Linked DNA regions of Homo sapiens: region 1 is linked to region 2. The links are chromatin contacts, found by Hi-C or POLR2A ChIA-PET in ENCODE. All regions are on one chromosome and are shown on one strand. The core of a region is the stretch at or near the end of the contact, and the rest is flanking DNA. Distances in the headings are between cores, read along the strand shown.

What was found. Hi-C counts contacts between places; a loop is a spot of excess contacts on that map. ChIA-PET counts read pairs that join two places held with the same protein, here RNA polymerase II (POLR2A). Pooled maps may share reads with other maps.
Region 1: POLR2A ChIA-PET joins it to region 2 with 10 read pairs in H1. The contact joins the enhancer-like site here to the promoter of FAM136A in region 2. A Hi-C loop is called at or near these places in 14 of 168 maps with a recorded cell type or tissue (CD4-positive, alpha-beta memory T cell, CD8-positive, alpha-beta T cell, Caco-2 and 9 more), 1 of 37 single-sample maps with no recorded cell type and 18 of 50 pooled maps. POLR2A ChIA-PET finds 5 or more read pairs at or near these places in 5 of 52 experiments (H1, HEK293T, PC-3 and 1 more).

What each region holds. Positions count from the first base shown.
Region 1 is chr2:70,356,221-70,359,528 of GRCh38, forward strand. No RefSeq gene overlaps it. Among named protein-coding and RNA genes, the nearest start is that of FAM136A, 56 kb to the left of the region's middle. Within about 2 kb of position 1,576, at least 3 of the 41 ENCODE cell types and tissues checked have a DNase peak (open chromatin) inside an H3K27ac peak, as active enhancers do; they include PC-3, PC-9 and endothelial cell of umbilical vein, where a contact is called at or near this core.
Region 2 is chr2:70,300,662-70,303,797 of GRCh38, forward strand. It overlaps FAM136A (family with sequence similarity 136 member A), which reads right to left and starts at 1,406. Exons shown (of 3, transcript NM_001329752.2): 1 at 943-1,406; 2 at 179-319. The coding sequence starts at 1,350. RefSeq lists enhancers at 1-691, 692-1,640 and a silencer at 1,326-1,595.

The sequences.
Region 1 (3,308 bases), core at 326-2,825, 56 kb after region 2:
GGTAACAGCGTTAGCCCATCTCCTTTGTGGAGTTGAACAACCCCCATTCTACGTGGTAGGAAGAGCACCCTGGCCAAAGGCATAGAGCTAGCTTGGCCAATCAGGATACTCCATCCATTTGTCCACAGTGATTGGTCCAGGGGTGGGCATATGATCTAAACAGGGCCGACTGTTGGAGATCAGAATCGTTAGGGGTTCCATCCATAGTAAGAGCACACATTCCCTGGAGAAATGTCAGGTGTGGAAGATTGTCAAATTTGGTATAGTCAGCTGTGGACTAATTAGGGCTCTTTGAATTACAAGTGTCAGATGTTCAACTCAAAACCAATCTTTCCCTGGATTTCACACACACATGCTGGAAGAGAGAAGCTCTGTCTTTCCTCTGGGGTTACTTGCTACATAGAGGAAGTCATCCATCAAAGAGAGAATGAGACCAATCTACAGAGAGAAGCAGGACTGAGGGAAGGAGTTAGAGAGCCCTAATGACTTTGAGTCTTTGGAGCCAATCATGCTCAAGGCGAACTCCAACCCTGCCACAAAGAGCTAATGAATCCCCTTTTTTTCATTAATATTAGTTTTGAGTTGAGCATCTGACACTTGTAATCCAAAGAGCCCTTATTAGTCCACAGCTGACTATACCAACTTTGACTATCTTCCACACCTGACACTTCTCCAGGGAATGTGTGATCTTACTATGGATGGAACCCCTAATGATTCTGATCTCCAACAGTGTACTCACACAATGTTACTACAGTGACCACCAAAGTAAGAATAGCTAACATCTTCCAATCAAAATCTTATCAAAAGCACTGTGCTAAGTGCTTTGTATGCATTGTTTCCTTTACTCACCACAAAAGCCCTACACAGCATTATTTATTTCCACTTCCCTACTTTTAATTTGAAGAACCTAAGGTTTGGAGAACTTGAGAAATTGTTCATGGTTCCACCACCAGTAGGTGTTGGAGAGAATGTTTAAAGCCAGGCAGTCTGACTCTCTGGAACATGTGCCGTTGACCTTACATTGTTATTACTTCCTTCCTAGACTTAACCTCTCAAGAACAGCACAGCCAAGAAGGGTCAATCTGAATTCCAAGGTGCTATTTATCTACTAGTTGGGCAGCCAGTATTATGAGATAGTGAATGATGCTGAGGGCACATTTTGCACTAGGATTATAGAGCGAACCCTTTCAACAATGCAAAAAGATAGAAATGAGTGTTCTAGTTTAACTTTCTAGATTAAGAAACTGGGATGGTTAAGTGACATGCTCATGGTTACGCTGCCCCAAGTGCTAAAGTTGGGAAAGGCTCCCGGAAATGTGTGACTTCATCCCCAAGAGGACTGAAAAGAAAGTGTTCTGACCTTGAAAGGTATACAGAAATCAAAGGATTCAGGTCGATGGGGTGAAAGGTTTGTTTTAGTAAAAAATGTCTTATCCTTGTTTGATCGGTTATTTTATTCTAGGGAGGAGGCCTTGTCTAGTTTTCCTTTTTATGGAAAGGTCAGCCGGTGGGTCAGGAAGCTGGGGAATGTGTGCCTTGTCATGAATTCAGGCTTCCTGATTCATGGGGTGAAATTTCGCTTTCTTATTGCCTCTCGGAGAAGGATGAGCTCATTGGTGGTGACAAGAGCAGCCTTCTGTCCTTCCTGCTCCAAATGCTGAAAGAAGTGGGATGTGAGCTGTCAAATGTCACAGAAGCCTACAAAACGCTGACTCCCGGATGCCAGGCATAACTGGGGTTGGCTCAGAACATGGGGACAGGGCAATACCATCATCTGCTAAGAATTCATTGTTCTGTAGCTTGCCCTGGACACAATGGCAAGACTGAGACAGGAGGAATAGATGTGGGGCGGGGTGGGGGCAGACAAACTGGGTGTGTCTTTGCAAACATAGCCTTTTTGGGGGTGGGGAGAGATAGGATCAATCAAGAGGCAGACTGTATGTGGGTTTAGGGCACCAAGAAACAGGGACATGAAAAATCCTGACAAAACAAGGCAAAGCATAACAAAACAAATGCCCAAACAAAGAAAGGGAGGGGGAGCATTTGTTTGGAAAGGTTTTGACATTTACTGCTTTAAAAAAAGCATTGAAACAGTCATAGGAAAATTCATAACTTTGTTTAGTATTTTGAATCACAAAGGGTGGGTGATTCAAATGACTTTGTAGAGACAAGGTGCTATTTAGATGAGAAGTTCTCTGGATTGGATGGTCCCAGACTCTCCTGTGGGCAGAAGGGCAGCTGACAGCCTGATTGGGTATACTTTGAGTGACGCTGAGCAGACCCCGACTCCAAAAAACACTGGAAGGAAGAGTTCCAGAGTTAGGAATTGAGGTGGGATTGGAGGTTATTTTATTTACTTCTTTGTTCTTTGCATGTTTTCCAAATTTTGTGTGTATGTGTGTATACACACACACACATACACATATGTTTTTTGAGACAGGATCTTGCTCTGTTACCCAGGCTAGAGTGCAGTGGCACAATCACTACTCACTGCAGCCTTGACTTCCTGGGCTCAAGCAATCCTTTTCCTACCTCAGCCTCCTGAGTAGCTGGGACTGCAGGTATGTGCTATCACACCTGGCTAATTTTTTATTTTACATAGAGACTGGGTCTTGCTTATTTTACATAGAGGCTGGTCTTGAACTCCTGGGGTCAAGCAATCTTCCCGCTTCAGCATCCCAAAGTGCTGGGATCACAGGCATGAGCCACTATACCTGGCCTTGCACACATATTTTTAAAACCTTAATTGTATTAATGTAAAATTATACAATTAACATGTTATTACAGTCCTTTTATACAAAATTACTATTCCATGGTAAGAGTAAACTGTCCCCCTGACCATCACTTCTTTCCTATATATTCACATTCATATATAGAAACACATGAATGAGAATCAGATTGCTTTGTGTGAATGGCTTAAAAAAAACCCAGAAATGACATTGGACTGTACATTTCTTTTTTATTTTATTTTTTTTATTATATACTTTAAGTTTTAGGGTACATGTGCACAATGTGCAGGTTAGTTACATATGTATACATGTGACATGCTGGTGCGCTGCACCCACTAACTCGTCATCTAGCATTAGGTATATCTCCCAATGCTATCCCTCCCCCCTCCCCCCACCCCATAACAGTCCCCAGAGTGTGATGTTCCCCTTCCTGTGTCCATGTGTTCTCATTGTTCAATTCCCATCTATGAGTGAGAATATGCAGTGTTTGGTTTTTTGTTCTTGTGATAGTTTACTGAGAATGATGATTTCCAATTTCATCCATGTCCCTACAAAGGACATGAACTTATCATTTTTTAT
Region 2 (3,136 bases), core at 156-2,655:
CACTCGACCGCCAAGACTTTTTCCAAAATTTCAAACCCTGTGAAAACTGGTTGGCCATCAGTATCACAACTGTTAACAGAACCAAGACACTAAAGCCAAGAGTTTTGAACAAATGCTTGTCATCTCCTGCAAAAGTCTGTATCAAGGACTACAGTGCTCTGTCTAGGATATTTCTCACCTGGAACTTCTCCAGCTCACTGGTGACCAAAGCCTGGGCTTGAGCCAGAGGCACATGGCAGCGCTCGATGCACTGGTGCACCTGCTTCATGGAGGCCTGGCTGTCCTCACAACAGCTGGCGCTGCACCGGAACATGAGACCCTGGGGAGAAAGGGCAGAGAGGTTAGGTAGGAAAGTCTCTGGGGACAGAGATGACTATGGAGCACTACAGGAGTTAGAAGGCCACGTGGATATTTGCACCTCTCTCTCCACCTTCTGCTTTCACCTTCCCTGAGAATAGACACCAGGACCTTAAAACCACCACTGGGGAAAATTATCCTCAATGTCTAGTGTAGTGTTTCATGGTGTCCTTGCTGCTAGCTCATCGGCACCTGTTGCACCGATGGTTGGGTGAACAGAGGTTCGCCCGAGTGGGTGAGGGTAGGGTGGTCTGACGAAGCCAAATTCTGAAAACCAGGAGCCTCTTCCATGGGGTTCAGAGGTCAGCAACCTAGCAATACAAATTCCACCAGAGGGCAGCCGACCCACTAATCAATGACTCAAGGGGCACTATCTGGGAAACGCATACTCCGTGAGAGAAGCAGGACCGAAACACACAGAGGCATTGCGGGGCTCAGAGAAGAACAGTGTAGAAACCCGCGCTGTGTGAAGCGAGGTTGGGCGCAAGAGAAGCAGGCATGACCTGGCCAACGGGGAGGCCGGAAGTCCTCGCCTTTCTGGTCTTTCACGTTGGCAGCGCCTCTGCTGGGCCTCGGGCCGCTCACCTGCGGAAGGGGCCGCGTAAGAGGGGAAGGTGGTGGGGCGAGCGCCTGCCACCAGGGGCTTCCCACCTGCCGCCGAGGACGCTCCTGCCCCGGGCTGGAAGGGGCGGAAAACAGCCTCGCGCACGGCAAGGGCACACGGATTTCATCCGATCCGCCAAAGCTTCCGAAGTCCTGTCCGAGGCCGCCCCGGCGACCCCAGGGCCGCCCACACCCGGTCTGCGGGGACGCGGCTGCAGTGCAAGGCGTCGCGTGGTGGCTGAGGGAAGGGCCCGGAACCCACCCGCTGAGAAGGGGGTCCTGGTTCGGCCCCAGCCCCGCTACCTGCATCTTCCGGATGTTCTCTCTTTCCAGACTCTTCACCATGGACTCCACCGCCTCCTGCACCCGGAGCTGCTGCAGCTCAGCCATGGCGACCCCGCGCTGCCCCGCGGCGCTCCGCGCCGGCGCCCATATGGAATCGGCGTACGGGCCCGCCCCCTCACCGCCCTTCGCCGCCCTTCGCCGCCTGCCCTTCCAGGGCCCACGCCCCCCCCTGGCGGCCGAACGGAGCCACTGCATGCTGGTGTCCGCGAGCCCACCGCCCTCCTCCCGCTTGGGAACCGGTCACTGGGACACCTGCCCTGCGGCTGCTGCCTGCCTTTCCTCCTCCCTCCCATGTCCCTCCCTTTACATTCTTTAAAATTATTTAATGTAATTTACATACAGATAAATGCCCAGATCTTAGGCGTGCTGCTTGATGAGTTTTAACAAACCCTGTCCGCCGGGCGCAGTGGCTTACGCCTGTAATCCCAGCACTTTGGGAGGCCGTGGGCAGGTGGATGACCTGAGCTCAGGAATTTGAGACCAGCCTGGCCAACCTGGCGAAACCCCGTCCCTACTAAAAATACAAAAATTAGCCGGGTGTGGTGGCACATGCCTGTAGTCCCAGCTATTTGGGAGGCTGAGGCAGGAGAATTGCTTGAACCCGGGAGGGAGAGGTTGCAGTGAGCCGAAATCACGCCATTGCACTCCAGCCTGGACGACAGAGTGAGACTCTGTCTCTAAACAACAATAAAAACCCAAACTCTGTCTTGTCCCAATCTCCGTCCTTTCTACCCCATCTCCCCACCCCTGCCCTAACTGGTCTGCTTCTGTCACTGTAGATTACATTTTCTCTTTCTAGAATGTCATATGTATGTTATTATCCAATAAGTACTCCTTTTCTGTCTGGCTTTTTTAGCATATTGCTGAAAAATACTTAGCCTAATGCTTTCGAGATTGAGCTGTGTTGTTGGTTCTTTTTTGCTGCTGAGTAGTATTCTATTGAATGGACATACCACATTTGTCGTTGTTGTTTTTTGAGACAGGGTCTTACTCTGTCACCCAGGCTGGAGTGCAGTGATGTGGTCTCGGCTCATGCAGCCTCCACCTCCCTGGTTCAAGTGATTCTCATGCCTCAGCCTCCCGAGTAGCTGGGATTACAGGCATGTGCCACCACGTCTGGCTAATTTTTTTTTTTTTTTTGTAGACACGGGGTTTCACCATGTTAGCCAAGCTGGTCTCCAACTCCTGAGCTCAAGGGATCCACACACCTCGGCCTCCCAAAGTGCTGAGATTGCAGGCATGAGGCATCGGTCCCGGCCCACATTTGTTGATCCATTCCCCTGCTGATGGGTGTTTGGGTCTTTTCCACTTAGTAGCTATTATGAATAAAGTGGTGACTATGAACATCCTTGACCATTTTTTTTTTCTTTTGGAGATGGGATCTTGCTATGTTGTCCAGGCTGGTCTCAAACTCCAGGCCTCAAGCTATCCTCCTGCCTCTGCCTATCAAAGGGATTACGGGTATGCACCACCACCCAGTCCTGGACCAAGTCTTTTGTAGACACAGATTTTCTTTTCTTTTGGGTAAATATCTAGAAATGGGATTGTTGGATCACAGGGTAGATGTATGTTTATGCATTTATTTCTCATAAAAAATGAACTTCAGAGACAAAGCAGGGGCTACAGATCATCAATGAAGCAGTCATCAATGAAGCACTTACATGCCAGCAACATGAAACTGTTTCTGAATTCCTGGAGCAGTTTTTTTTTTGGAATGCCTCACTGTCCCACCCATAACAGTACTGTCGTGTGCATTCATTTATCGAATACATTAGCTAGGGGTGCGGGTCCAGAGGGGAGTGTCAGTGGAGAAGGGAAACACACTCCGTGG